2 separate regions of the Mus musculus genome follow, and region 1 is linked to region 2. A link is a loop called in an ENCODE intact Hi-C map of the cell type or tissue named here. Cell type or tissue: left cerebral cortex. All regions are shown on one strand. Links, peaks and the distances in the headings refer to the core of each region. The heading gives the core; the rest is flanking DNA.

Evidence for each region. Peaks named below come from ENCODE experiments on the same cell type or tissue, not always from the same donor. Only the 100,000 strongest peaks of a DNase experiment are listed, where the experiment ranks them.
Region 1: a loop joins it to region 2, with 3 times the contacts of the local background. A loop is called at or near these places in 1 of 42 quality-filtered maps.

The regions. Positions count from the first base shown.
Region 1 is chr5:128,729,846-128,737,542 of GRCm38, forward strand. Piwil1 (piwi-like RNA-mediated gene silencing 1) reads left to right here and starts at 6,401. Exons shown (of 22, transcript NM_021311.3): 1 at 6,401-6,509; 2 at 7,604-7,681. In left cerebral cortex, for the core only: CTCF peaks have their summits at 2,932 (motif pointing right) and 4,345 (motif pointing left); a DNase peak (open chromatin) is centred at 4,316.
Region 2 is chr5:128,592,879-128,600,575 of GRCm38, forward strand. It overlaps Fzd10os (frizzled class receptor 10, opposite strand), which reads right to left. Exons shown (of 6, transcript NR_015517.2): 1 at 7,659-7,697; 2 at 1,330-2,886. Among named protein-coding and RNA genes, the nearest start is that of Fzd10os, 4.0 kb to the right of the region's middle. In left cerebral cortex, for the core only: no CTCF peak of the experiment used is centred there; DNase peaks (open chromatin) are centred at 4,142 and 5,658; H3K4me3 peaks cover 740 bases.

The DNA.
Region 1 (7,697 bases), core at 2,433-6,432, 140 kb after region 2:
TCTGTGGGGGTTGTCTTGGTTATGTTAAGCGGGATGGGAAGAGGAAGAAAATAACGAGGTGGTAGTGATGGTGGTCGTAGTCAAACCAGAGGACCACTGGCCCTGGAAAGCAAATCTGAAAGCCAGATGTTCCCAAGCCCCCTCTGGTCATGACTCCAGCATAGAACCTGACTAGTAAGACACAAGCTCCTCGGGGGAAATTGTTATGCGTGTGCAAGCACATGCACTTGCCTGTGTACGCACTTTGTGGAAACCAGTCACCCTCCACCTTACCTTGTGAGACCAGGTCTCATAGAAACTAAATTTCTGCATTTTGGCTAGCCAGGGTGTGATGGTTTGTATATGTTTGGCCCAGGGAGTGGCCCTTTTAGGTGTGGCCCTGTTCGAGTAGGTGTGGCCTTTTGGGAGTAGGCGTGACATGTGGTTAAGACTCTCATTTTGGGAGGCAGAGGCAGGCGGATTTCTGAGTTCAAGGCCAACAAAGTGAGTTTCAGGAAAGCCAGAGCTATACAGAGAAACTCTGTCTTGAAAAACCAAACCAACAAACCAAATCAACAAACAAAAAAAACCCTCTCATTTTAGCTGTCTAGAAGTCAGTATTCTGCTAGCAGTCTTCAGATGAAAATATAGAACTCTCAGCTCCTCCTGCACCATGTCTGCCTGGATGCTGTCATGCTTCCCACCTTGATGACAGTGGACTGAATCTCTGAACCTGTAAGCCAGCCCCAATTAAATGTTGTCCTTTATAAGACTTGCCTTGATTATAGTGTCTGTTCACAGTAGTAAAACCCTCACTAAGACACCAGGGATCCATGTGTCTTGTCTTCCCCAGTTGCAGGCATTACAGACATGCTCTGTACCCAGATTTTGCAAGGAGGCTGGGGGTTCAAATTCAGGTCCTCATGCTTGCGCAGCTTATGGGCTGAGACCCCTTTCCCTGGGCAGGAGTTGGGGAGGAACTCTTCACCATGCCGCAAGCTTTCCTGGACCGCCACCAGGTGTCCCCCTAGAGCCAAGCAGTTGGTGAAGGATAGGCTTCAGGTTTTCTCTGGAAGCTGCCACAGTATGACAGAGGTTTGTGTCATTTGCACAACAGAGGGGCACAAGAGGTAGAGGTAGGAGGTAATACATTGCTCCAAAGCCATCATAGAGCGCACAACCAGTCATGTGGTCCCCGATCCTCAGAATGATGTGGCCCTGGTACACCAGTCTCTCGACAGACAGACAGACAGACAGACAGACAGACACACGCACACACTCCCAATGCCTGCATCCCCAGGCGTGCCTTCTACCCTACTGTGTAGAGTAGAGAATGGGAGGAGAAGACAACCTTGAACCGTCTCAACTCAGAGACAATGCCCACTTTAGCCACGGCTTTGGGGAGCAGGGGTGCATTCGACTATGGTTTTTCAGGACTGTGACACTGCTCCCAGGCTCATGCCTGACCTCCCCTTCTCCTCCCATCCCATCGTGGGCCATTTAAATAACATTGTTCAAAGGCTTTGATGGTCCTCACTGTTTATCTTCCCAAAGAAGCTGAGCACAGATGACCCCCACATCATATTTATGTAGTTTTAACCCCCTGACCCACCAGAGAGCCCAGCAGGTTTCTGCTTAACAAATGTCCCCCCTGTAGGGAAATCGCCCAGGGCGAGCACAGCCTGCCTCAGGAAGCCATGCCTGAACCCCTGAAGTTTTCATCTGCACAGACAGACACAGGATCAGTATTACCCTGAGAAAAGTCGTTCCATGGCCTCTTTCGAAGCTCAGCCTCAGTGTGCTGGCTGCCTTGCTTCTTAAGGTCACCGGGAGCTTGACTTGGTGGGACACGTTCATAACTTTGATAATGAAGTCGATGGACAAGTGATACACAAGACTCTGGTGCACCATGGCTGATGTGTGTGTTCAGTGGCACTGGCTTTAAAATGGAAATAAGCTCCAAGGTTTGAATCCTACCTTGAAACTCAAACAGCATAAAAAATGCATTGAGTGAGCAGCAGAAACTACTGTCAGTCTCTTCAATCCAGGGTATCTGTCCTTCTAGATCTGCAGATTCACAGGCAATGTGCATTCACACATGTGCTGTGTCTTTAAAGTTTATGGCTAAAGAGAGGTGCAAGCGAGAAAAAGAAGATGGTCTGACAAGAAGGTAAGGGAGAGGAGAGAACTATCGGCATAGGGCCCCTGATAGGAAGAGAGGGAAAGATAGAGAGAGAGAGAGGTTTCCCAAAGAGGTCACTGTCTTAGTCAGGGTTTCTATTCTTGCACAAACATCATGATCAAGAAACAAGTTGGGGAGGAAAGGGTTAATTCTGCTTACACTTTCCACATTGCTGTTAATCACCAAAGGATGTCAGGACTGCAACTCAAGCAGGTCAGGAAGCAGGAGCTGATGCAGAGGCCATGGAGGGATGTTCCTTACTGGTTTGCTTCCCCTGGCTTGCTCAGCCTGCTCTCTTATAGAACCCAAGACTGCCAGCCCAGAGATGGCACCACCCACAAGGGGCCTTTCCCCCTTGATCACTAATTGAGAAAATGCCTTATAGCTGGGTCTCATGGAGGCATTTCCCCAACTGAAGCTCCTTTCTCTGTGATAACTCCAGCGCGTGTCAAGTTGACACCAAACTGGCCAATACAGTCACGTAACACAAAGCAACGTGCAATTGCTCAACTGTGTGCCATTTTATGATAATAAAGACACACACCTACATGCATCTTTTTAATGACCGAAAATTGCTATGACGTGCACCATAAATTATGCTACCTTGCATAATACCCACACAACTGGGTATTTCTGTGGTTGCCTCACAAGCCTGCTCTCCTGACATTAGCTTTTCATAATTAATTAGTTTCCCTTAGGGGCTGATGCGGGTACAGTCGCCCTTAAAGTGGATTAGTGGAAGCCAAATTCGAACTGCACTCATAGGGGTCCCCAGTAGGTGGTGCTGTTTAGGGAGGTTGTGTAACCTTTAGGGGGTGGAGCCTTGTTAGTGGAAGTCTGCCCCTGGGGGTGGGCTTTAGGGTTTATAGTCTAGCAGGGTTGGTTGTACTTTCTGTTCTTTCTCTGCTTCCGGTATACAGATTTTTTTTTAAAAAAATGTCATCAGCCAGTTTCTTGTTCCTGTCACCATGTTTTCCCTGCCTGTTGTCATGTCTTCCCGTCCATGAGGAGATTCTCTTTCTGGACCCAAAAGCCAAAATAAACTCGGTCTTTAAGTTGCTTTTGGTTATGATGTCATACCATAGCAAGGGAAGTGTAACCGGTATAGAACTCTAATGCAGAGCTCATGTCTACTTGGTTTGGAAGAGCATTTCCCCTTCATTTGAAAGATCGAGTCTCCAGTAAGGAAGAAAAAGTGGTTGACACAGAAAAGAAATGACAGAAATAATGAGAACAAGGCCACGTTTAAGGAACGATTTGTAAAGCCTCATAGCATTCATAACTTTGTGATAAAATCTAAATACATCTGTGATGTACATCTATGATACATTTACAATATATATATATGTATATATATATATATTTAATATCGTAGTTTAAGCCCATGAGTCTCTCTTCCTGGAGGACTCTTCTTCTCCATCCCAGCCCCACCCCTATACCTCTGAGACTAAGGTCTCACATCTCTGTTTGTGCATCCTAGGATCCCCACAGCGTCCACCCCACCACCAACCCTTTGCCCCTCTTGGAACTTCTCATACACCAAGGCAGGGTTTCTCACAATAAGGTCCCTGCACCCTGCAGATCTACTTGCCTTGTCTCCCGAGAACTAGGGTTAAAGACATGCACCACACCGGACTTGTTTCCTGTGTGTGTGTGTGTGTGTGTGTGTGTGTGTGTGTGTGTTTGTTGTTTTGGGGTTTTGCTTGTTTATGGGTTTTTTGTTTTGTCTTGGGCTTTTTGGTCAAGTTCTTGCTATGTAGTCCCAGGCTTGCCTTAGCAGGAACAAGCCTTCTGTCTGAGTTTCCCAAGTTTTGAGGTTGCAGGCATGTGCTACCATATCTGTGAAGGTATTGATGGACCTAATAACTAATACTTTTAGGGTTCTGGTCAGCTGACAATATAAGGAGAAGTTTCAATTATGAAACTCCCCTAGTTCCTCTCTGGGTATTTTTAAACTCAGGGTGCACTTTGTGACATCAGATGCATTTGTTGCTAGGGAAACTGAGCAATGCATTGCCTGCAGCTTGTGGTAACACTTCCCAGGTATTTAGAACCATTTGGTGCTTCCTGTACAGTCCCTCACTCCACAGCTGCCATCCCTCCCACTGCTGTCCCTTCAGGACCTGATTGTTCTCGCAGGAAATATGTGAATGGCAGTCTCTTGCGTTACGGCACCATCTAGTGGTGCCGTTGTGGAACAGCTTGCTTGTCACCCGTGGAAGAGTTTGAGCTGTTTTTCAGATTGTGACTTCTAGGGCTTACAAAGTGAAGGCTCTGGGTCTATAATCCCATCATTTTGGTGGCAGAGACAGGAGGATCATTGCAGGTTCGAGGCCAACCTGGTCTACGTAGCAAGTTTAAAACCAACCAGAGACCCTATCTCAAAGAAATAAAAATAAAAATAAAGGAAAAAGGAAAAAAAAAAAAAGAGCCATCAAGATGAATCTATGTGTTCTTCAAACCTTCAAACTACTGTTTGTGCCAATATCTTGGCATTTCTCATTAACTTTCTTTTGTTGTTGTTTTCAAGACAGGGTTTCTCTGAATAGTCCTGGCTGTCCTGGAACTCAGAGATCCACTTGCCTCTGCCTCCTGAGTGCTGGCATTAAAGGCTTGTGCCACCATTCTCATTAACTCTCTAAGAGTGAATGAGATTAGCTTTATTTTTTTCTTTCCCTACACACACCAGGCTAATTCTACACACACATACACCGCCCAGTCCTCCAGCCTCCACCTCCAGAATGCTGGGCATGCTCCCCCATACCCAAAGAATGCCGATACTTCAAAAAAGGAAATTCTTTCCTCCTTTCTCAAATTTACCAAATCAGGGATGTATGGAAATCTCTAATTTTCAGAAGCTTTTCCAATGGCTTTTTACACTCAGGTTAACATGGAAAACAATAGAATCTAACCTGTCCCCTTCACTTAGTAGGAGATTATGGGGCTGAGAATCCATCACCCCACCCCTCCCAGCTCCTGGCAAGTATATTTCCTCATTAGTAAATGTAACATCTGCTTTCTAAGTGGAACTTTCAAGCAAGCCCGAGAGAAAACCATGTCTATAGATTAAATATTCCTATTCTGAAACCTCCAAGTCTGAAGTGCTTCAAAAATCAACATGAAAACAGACATGTCACTAGTAGGGAATCCCACAGTTGACCCCACAAGATGGCCCCAGAATGCAGGTACACTAAAGACCTGGCATAAAATCACCTTTAGTCTGTTTCTAAGGTAAGCTTGAAACTAGAGTGAATTCCATGGTTTTATTTCACTCACAAGACAACCTCATTTGGTATACGCAAATATTTAGATAGCAAAAATGATCCAAAAAATCTCAGACAGATGCCAAACATGCTAAAGAAGACATATCCACTTCCCTTTATTTATTTATTTAGCTAACTCAACACTACAAGCCAGGAGCCATCTTGATTCTCAGGTTGTCAGGTTCCTGCTACAGCGAGCTTGCCATCTGTGGAAAGGTAACTTTGTCGTATATCCCATATATCCTGCGGCTAGAACGAGGTGAGGGGCTCTGCTTTGTTTTATAATGCCCCCCCCCTTTTTTTTTTACTGGTGTGTTGATTCCATGAGGAAATAGGATGTTAAGACCAATTAACTCAGGGTGGACCTGCATAGCTGCTTATGGATCACGTGAAACTGCTTGGACCAGAGACTCGCACCTGATCACGCCACCTCAATTTCATCTGCAGTGGGTTTTGGCACAGGGTGACTCTAACGTGTCCTGTGGCGATACTGCAGCAAGTGGCGCGAACCTGCCTCATCTTCGCTTGGCACGAACCAGTCACCTACTCCAAGAATTTGGAAAAATGAAAATTTGGAAAACGACTTATCCTTTCGGCTTTCCTTCAAACCTCATACGTCTCAGGGGTGGAATGGCTTGCGACTTTTAAGGCCAGCCAGAGATGGAGTCCCAACTCTTTCTCTGCAAGACGCTGGAAGGGCCACCATTGAGTGAGGAGGATTCGCACCTGGAGCAAGGACCAAGAAGAATGGGGCTTGGGTGTGGTCTCGAGACCCCGCCCCACACAAAACCGCCACCCACGTGGCAGCCAATCAGGGCCCAGCACGTGTCCACCTCGCCGTTAACCCAGAGGTCTGTGGAGGTAGCTCGGCCGAGGCCTGGGCGGTGGGGCGGAGGGATCTGGCAGTTGGGGCTGTTAGCAGGTGCCGCAGCAGGTGCAGCAGCAGTGCGAGGTGGTGGCAGCCCCTGCGCCCGCGAGAAGCCTGCTGCAGGGGGTGGCGTGAGGAGCCTCAGGGACTGCGGACCTAAGCGTGCTAAGCACGGGGCCAGGATAGGACTGGACGCTGCTGGACCACGACGATCAGGGTCTGGAACCAAGCTGTGCCCACCTGTGTCTTGACCTCGACAGACCTGTACCCAGGCCCGGGCTTGGTCTCTACCTCTCTCTATGCTCGAGCTTTACCTATCTCTGCCTGGACCTTGACACCTCCTTATTGTTCTGGGCCTATTTCCCACCTTAACCTGTTCTCAGGCTTCATCCCCATCTCTCCTTGTGCCTAAGCCTGGTCCACATCCCTTCTCCTACCTGTCCTCACTTCTCTATTGTTCTTGGACCTCTTCCACACGTCTCCCTGTGTCTGAGCCTGGTTCCAGTTCCCCGATCTTTGGAGCCTGGTTCCTACCTTGCCATGCCAAAGCACACAATAGCATCTCTGACTGTATCCCCATCTGCTGCAGCCTCCAGCTCTCTCTAGCTGTATCACACCTGTTTCACACCTGCCTACCTGTCCTTTCCCATCTGAACCCCAGTCGTTACCACAGCTGGTGTTACCATGCAGAGAGACCTGGCTCACTTACCTGGTGGGCTCTGAGACCACCTTTGAGACCAAGTTATGGGGTCTTTTCTTGCTCAAGTATCCAAATTCCATATGGGAGTTCGAAAGACTCAATTCAAGGAAAGGCAATCCTTCTTGGAGTTGACACTCTGAGAAGGAGAACCAGAAGATCACAAAATAGTGAGGTGGTCTTAGCATAGTAAAGTCAGTTGGGAGGTGTTGGAGAAACTGGCCCTCTAGTTTGGGAACATGGCTTCTTCCTAGATAGGAATTTGAGGGCCCCAGATGTGATGGGCTGGAGTGGGGAGCCTTTGAAATGGTAGATGATTGGCACCGTGAATTATTACCATCTTTTATGGTCCTCTCACTGCAAGATCTGATGCTAGCCAGAGCAGTATGCAGCCCCCTCTTGCTGCAGAACTGTGGCCCACAACAGGGAGTTAGCATCTTTACTATTCTTAAGAACTTCATGCAATAGCTTTTTTGTTGTTGTTGTTTTGTTTTGCTAGCTGGAACAAGTTTTTGTCTCTAACCTAGTGTCTAACCTAGCTGCCTTGCTGGGCGAATGGGATCTGTATCTTAAGCTCTTCTCACTGGGCTAGGTGTGTGGCTCTTTTCTTGTAGGAGTGACCCCCACCAGCATCCAGCCTGCGGCAGTTGTAGGACTGGAAGGAGGCCAAGCTGAACACCTGAGCTGACTGGGTGAGCAGCCCAGAGA
Region 2 (7,697 bases), core at 1,755-5,754:
CAGAGCCTGGAGAGCTCTGCCTTTCACTCAGAAAGTCATCACAGGCCCACCAAACCTGCCAATGAGGCCTAAGAGTCTCTCTCCTGTGCTGTTTGGATTTTTGTCAATTAGATACAAGCTAGGGTCATCTAGGAAGAGTGACACTTCCTTGAAAAGATGCCCCCATCACATTGGACCATCGTCTAGGGAGCGTTTTCTTCATGATTGATGTGGGAGGGCCCAGCCCTTTGTAGGCAGTGTTATCCCTAGCCAGATCTGGGCGAGGTGGCACATACCTTTGGTCTCAGCACTCGGGGAGGTAGAGGCAGGCAGATCTCCATGAGTTCGAGGCCAGCCTGATCTGCAAAGGCTTCCTGGACAGCCAGGGCTACATAGAGAAACCCTGTCTGGGTGGGAGATGCAGGGAGCAAATTGAGCAGGGCGTGGGGTTCAAGCTAGCAAGCATTATTTCTTCACGGTCTCTGTTTCAATCCCTGCCTTCAGGTTCCTGCCTTCCCTTCATGACAGGCTGTAAGATGAAAGAAACCTGTTTTCTTCCCCAGGTTGCTTTTGGTCGCCGTGCTTATCCCAGCCACGGATGACAAAGTAAGCCAGAATCCGCAAACGGCCTCTGCTCTGCGGCCTGTTGGGATTCACTCTTTCCTTGATTCGTTTCCAGTCTGATTTCTTTGACCACCCAGACACTGCTGGGCTCTAGACCAGTCGTTCTCAACCTGTGGGTCGTGACACCTCCAGGGGGTCCTGTATCAGCTATCCTGCCCATCAGATGTTTCCATTATCATTCAAAACAGTAGCCAAGTCACAACTGTTTTAAAGGGCCACAGCATTCGGAAGGTCGAGAACCGCTGCTCTAGACGAAGCCCTGACCAGCAGGCTGACTCTTTTTCCCAAGTCCGTGTGGTTCTCTCTCACATGATGCTCTCTTTGGCTCCGATGCTGTTCCTAACTGCCCTGCCTAGGATGCAGCTACCTCCATCCATCTCCTTTAGCCCCTTGGATCTTTCCACTTTCCCCATTCTCCCAGCATGGAAGATCCACTCGGCTGTTCTCCATGCTGACATGCCTAGGCCCACCCTCTACCTCCTTCTGGAGGCCGTAGTGTGAGACTACAGAGCTTTCTTTCCTCAAGCATCTTCCCGGGATCCTTCCTGCCCGCCCGCACCCCCCCCCATCCCTGAGAAGAACAGAGAATGACCCATCAGCAAGCCAATGGGTTACCCCGAGAATGTGACAAAGGGTGAGGCTGTGGGTCCCAAGGGTCTGCAGATAGAGGGACGAGCCAGCAGCCTTGGGTGCAAGACCAGGCCTTGGAGGGTATCTCTACCTTACCTTATACCACAGAGAGAAGTCTGGCTCCCATGTTGCCCTGTGGATGAAGGTGGGCAGGCCGAGCACAAGCTTTCAGGAACCATTGAATTCATTGTGAGGCTGAGCTGGATCTGCGTCCATAAGGCCAGGAGGGGTAACAGTGTCAGACCCCAGCCCCAGAGGGCGCTCTGCGGTTGATTCAGTAGCCAGGAGCATCCAGAGAGCTCTTCTGGGGCCCTTGCTTTGTCTCCCACTCTGCAATCCAGGGGAGATCTGCAGCCCCTTTTCCTTGGCAACACTCAAGACAGAAAGAGGAAGCTACATGCCCAGCCACCCACGGGGAAGGAGATTGGTTCCACTCCTGCATGAGGTTGTCGACGAAGTCATTCTGCCTTCTAGCAGGACAATGGAGAATTGAAGAAAGAGGGCCGAAGAAATGGCTCAGTCGTTAAGAACACTTGCTGCTCTTGCAGAGGACACAGGTTCAGTATCCCAGGACCCAGATGGTGGCCCACAACCGCCTATAACTCCAGTTCCAGGAGATCTGACCACCTTCTTCTGGCCTCCTAGGCCACCAAGTAGGCATGTGTACAGGTACAGTTACAGGCAAACACTCACACACTCAACTAGCCAGGGAGTCTGCTGGCTAGTAAATCCCAAGTGGCCAAGTGGCCTGCTTCTAAATCCTTCCTTGTAGCTGTCTGATATTCACTCCATCCCAAGTCTTAAAAAATAAATAAATAAAATTGACGTTATTACCTTCATTTTAATGCAGAGGGAACAGAAATCAGATCAGAGAGGTTAAGTAACCAGCCTAAGATGCCACAGCTGAGGTCATAAATAAACATCTCTCCCCTTCAATCTCTGACTTTGAACAGCCCTCTTAAGAGACTGTAGAACACAGATGCTTCTCCGTCCAGGAGGAACGATGACAGCTCCACAGGGTCTGTTCCTGGAAACCCCAGCTGGCTGCTGACATTTCCTGGGTGCATGCTGTTCCGAGGCAGATGTCACCCAGGACCCCTGAACCAGATGGGGCTTCTCAGATCACAGCTATAACGTGACTCTCGGGACTCAGTTTCCCATCTGTGAAATGAAGAGGCTCCTTCCTCATCTTGCTTCAGCAGTTCCTGTACAATCAAGTATCTTAGTTTGTCCCAGGAGCTCAGTAAGTAGCCGGATGTACCAAAGGCTCGCTGTCCAAGTGACTCACGTTGGCTTTTAAATGATGGATTTCTGGGATTCTGTCTTACTATTAGTTTGCTGTGACAGACTAACCAACAAGAAGCAACTATGTAAGGGCTTATTTCGGCTCACGGTTGAAGGGCACAGCCCTTCATGGTGGGGAGCCACAGTAACCCGTTTGTGAGGTAGCTGCTCACGTTGCATCTTGCTTCAGGGCAGGGAGCAGAGAGAGAGATGAATGCTGGTGTTTGGCTCACTTTCTCCTTTTTTCTTCAGTCCTATGGATGGTGCTGCTCACAGCTAGGGTGAGTCTTCCAACTTCAATTAACCTAATGTGAAAACTCCCGCACAACAGCAGCGGCCTGAGGAGCGTCTCCTACATGGTCCTGGGGCCTAGAGAGTTAACAATAACCATCAACCAGGATGATGCCCGGGTTATATTTACTGTGCTTCACAAACTGTCATCTTGGAAACAGCCTTGTGCCTGGCCTTACTAGATTGGATCTTATTTTTCAGGTAAGAAAACCAAAGCCCAGAATCCGGAATAGCTCAGCCCTAGTCAGGTGGCTCTAGACCAGCGGTTCTCAACCTTGCTAATGCTGCAACCCTGTAAATACATGCTGTGGTGACCTTCGCCCCATAAAATTATTTTGTTGCTACTTCATAACTGTAATTTTGTTACTGTTATGAATTGTAACATCAATATCTTCTATGTGGGATAGCTGATACTCAACCTCTAGGAAAGGACCCTTGGGCCTTAAGGGGGGGGGGGGTCTCAATCCACAAGTTGAGAACCAATGCTCTAGAAAGTGGTAGAGGGATTTTCAGACCCAGTGATGGTAGGTAGAGCTTAAGGTTGCCCCAGCTTTGTGTCCAAGTTCCCCCCCCCCCTCCCCCGTTTACTGTGTCAGGGAGGATGACGGACCAGTTTCCAGACTAGGAAAACCCAGGTACTGAAGAAATGAATAAAGCTGAAAGAAGCAGCGGTAGCTGGGGTGGTGGACAAAGAAAGGCACTGGCCTAGCAGCTGAGGGGCAGAGGCCTCAGTCGCATGAGCCCATGGAATAACTGTAGAAGTGGCTGTTAATTTCAGCAAACTGTCTTCCGGTGTCCTCTGGGACACTAATGCAAAACAGAATCACGTTTGCCTGCTTCATTTTGTGAGGTAATTCTGTAAATTTTATTTACTTGTTTGTTTATTTATTTATTTATTCGTTTATTTTATTTTTTTAAATTAAACTCTATATACTAGGGTTTAAATGCTGCTCACATGGGGGGTTCCTGAAAGCCCTGGAGGGGGCACACGTGGGTCTGCCCGTGTTTTAAACAGAGGTATCTCCAGCAATCCGAAGTCACTTAGCCTGGTGCACTTTACACCTTTTTAAAGATTATTCCCCACTGCCCTCCCCATCCCCACCCCGACACATTTGTGTGGAGGTAGCAGAGACGGAAAAAGCTGTGCTGTGTCTTTAAACAGGGAGGAGCGATCAGCAGAAGCCTGGGCTGTAAAAAGGCTAATGCGCTGTGGAAGAGTAGGAGTTTAATCTAATTTAGTTGGAGGGTGTCTGTCTGCGGTGTTGTTTTTTGGAGTGTGGGAACAGAGGAGGGGAGCTGCCCCCTTGAATGGTCCCTTCTGCGCCAGAAGCAGTGGGGAGCCGCGCGACGCCAGCGATCCAAGGCCCGGCCTTGAAAGAGGATTAAAGCGATGCTTGATTTGCAATTCACACGAAAGCGCCCCGCGAACCTCTGGTAATATTTCAATCCACATTTCAAGGGAAGTGGCCTTAAAATAGCGGCCTAAATTGTTCTGCCGCGGCCCGGACACTCCTTCATGCATTTTATAACGCAGAGGGCCAAGGGCCTTTTCTCTCTGCGCCTCACCACCCCCAACCACCCCGTATCTTACATGTGCTGAAGTGTAATTAAAACTTGTTCTTAAGTTTGGGGCAACCTACACTGCTTTGTGGTATGAGGTGTGTGTGTTTTATGCTTGGAGCATATGTTTGTGTGTGTTAACTAAACATCACTTTGGATGACTTTAATATATCTCCTCCGAAAGGGGGGGGGGGATTGTGAGGCAGTCGTGGAACCAAGCCTAGTGGGTTGGAAAACTGAATTCTCAATGTGTGCCTTTTAAAGAGACCATTACCAGTAAGCAGACCACTTTCCTTACTGTAAGGAACAGTTTGGAAAATGCAAACAGAGATCTTAAGAGCTTTCCAACTGGATCCGCAAATAGGAAAGTTCTAGAAATGGCCTTGAAGCTACCAAGACAAACGTTAAGGAGCCAGCTCCCTGGTTCATCTTCAGGCTGGGAGACAGGATGTTCATGTCTTTCTATAATCTCTGCCCATACCCCACATGTTTACTCTTGCAATTAGCTTGTAACAGGCTAAGCTTCTGGCTTAATTTTTCTTTATTGTAGGAGACGAAGTACTTTTTTTTTTATCTTAAAGAGATTATTTGGGTTCTCTCTAATCCTATTTCAGAAACCCCTCTCAAGACTTTATGGTTCCTTCACCCATACTGAGGAAGGATGCAGCTTTGATTACCACTGAGACCCATGGCAGAGAATCTTTTCTTTTTTTTTTTAACTTCTGACTTTACCAATTAAACAGGGCCTTCCTTTCAACTCCCCACCACCTCCAAAATTATTTAACTCAAGACACCATCTGACTCTTAAAGAGTATTCCTTCCAGAATACCTTGCACTCTCCTTGGTAGACATTTGCAAGAACTCTACGCTAATATCTACAGACAGTATTTTGAAATCTCACGTAGATAGATATATTAGGAGATTTGGGGTCCAAAGTACCCTTTGCTCTAGGATGCTATTTAAAATCATGTTTAATTATCAAGTTTCATTAGAAACCCTTGCTCAAATTTTGAGAAACCTAATAAGATTTCCATTAATTTAAACATAGCTCTATTCCCAGGCCAGTCCCCCCCACCCCACCCCAAAGCTTTCTCTTCCCTCTTTTATCCCTGGTTAAATATGTAAATAAAATGTCTAAAGTCGTTCTTCAAAGAAGACAAAAGAAAAAAAAGAGCCGAGGGGAGAGAGACAGCCATAAAATTCCTCCCAGCTCTCCATAACGCTTGCCAGAGGGGGGCCGGTTTCCGAGCCAGGGCTGAGCAGCAGGGGACCCGGCTGCTCTGGAGTCACTCGTCTCAAATCCCACACACAGGAGAGAGAAAAATAAAATATCTTTTCAGCTGGAGCCATCAAAGGGGTCCTTTCATTTATTAGCGTTGCCTTCCACTCTCGCTATCTCGGGGCCCTTATTTTTAGATACTAATGTCTATTTGTTGCTTTCCTTTCTTTTTCTATACTAGGTTGGGCAGATGGAAGAAATTCTGTTAGCTTTTTCTTCTCTTAATATATTTTAAGGGAGTCCCGGGGGTTGGGGGAGAGAAGAAAGGAACGTGAAGTGATCATAGCTAAAATAAAAGGTCGGAACACTGTAGAAGTAACCAGAGCATAAAAGACCAATTACGTGGGGCAGTCTCAAATAGCTCACACCCTGCTCCGGAGCTGAGCTCACCCAGGCTACTTCCACGCCCCCCACGCCCCAAGGGGCGGGGGGGGGAGTGTGGAATTAGAAGAGAGAGAGAGAGAAAACGGAAGGCAAAAGTGTCAGGAAGGACCCCTTGCAAACTAGTCTGTCTTAAAGCTAAGCGATAGCCCAAGAATCTTACCTGACTTAAAAGGTTTTGGAAACAGCGTACTAAACTATAAATATCTAAGTAAACCATCCTTATCCAAGCCGCAAGCGTTCACCACACCGCAGGTTTTTCTTGGGTCACTAACACGGTGGTGGGTGGTGATTCTGACTGTGTTAACCTCAGTCTTCCGGACCGCTGTTTCCACGGATCCAACTTCCTCCCGTGAAAGGCAGAGGGGACCAGGGGATCTAAAGGTGAGGCATGAGCCTGTGCACACCCCTCCGCCCCCCACCCCCAGGACTCAGCAGGTCCTGGGAGTGTCCCAGCCTCAGGTCTGTCCGCTATGTCTGACAAATGAAAGGGGGGTAAAGAGGAAGAACTCCCTGCAGATGGGACGCTGAAGCCTTGTTTTAATTAGAAGTCGATCCTCTGCAGGAAGCGCAAGGCAGGGCGGGGAGGAGGGGTCCTGGGTAGCCTCGTTCCTGGCTTGGCTGGAGCCACTGAAGGCTTCCAGGCATCTGTGCACCCAACTCGGCCCTGGGGTGCGCAAGACTGACTGGCCGAAAGATGAGCAGGGGACTTAGCTGCACCTATGCAGTTGGGGGAGTCCGCACTGGAGGTCCTGGTAGTTTCCCAGACACTTAAAACGCAGACCTGAATGGGGGTGGGGTGGGGTCTAAGGAGAGAGTGGGCCACCGCCCTGAGGGCTGTTTATCCAAAGCCAAGAGTCCGCGACAGGTGCCGCACCCCAGATCTCTCGGACATCTAAGGACTGCGGTGGGCTCCCATGGTGCACTCACTCCCTGTGCGGGGGAAGGAGGTTGAAGCTCTGTGTCCTTATCACAGATTAGCCCAAAACCAACCAAGGGGCAGGAGCCAGCATAGCAAGGCACGGAGAGGCCCCACCACTCTGCGTGGGAACCAGCCGTGCGCGTGTAGGCCGGGGCTCAGCCTCCGCCTCCCAGGAGGACGCAGGCCGAGCACATCTTTCGCCAAATAATATAAATACACAACTTCCTATAATAAATAAACTCAGCCGCTTGGAGAAACCACCAGCCGGCTTGGCGCGATGGTCCCCAACACGGTGGCCTTGGCGGGGCAAGGGTCACCACGATTCAAGCCAAGCCCCTCTTCTCGGGGTGCGGGGTGTCAGCGGCCCGGAAAGTCTCCTCCCCGCCCCCTCCCTTCTTTCTTTGAGTAGACCTTGCAGAAGAGGCCCTAAACTCCGGCTTCCCAAGTCCCCTCCCCCTCCCCTGCACTCGGCCCTTTTGAAATTTCAAAGGCAGCCCCTCCCCGGAGTCCGAGCTCCGCGCCCCGGGCAGCAAACCCCCGGCTTCGGGAAGATGCGGGCAGCTTTACAAGCCGAGGGGCCACTTTTTTATGAGCACGGTCATAAAACGCAAATCCCGTGTCTCTTTGAAAGTGCCCTCCGCCAGGGCCCGGTCGTAAAAGTAGAAGATGCGTCCCCAGCCCCCAACCCCGGGTGAGGACCACCCTTACCCGAGTCCCCAAACTTCCCGTAACCTCGGCGTCCTTGGG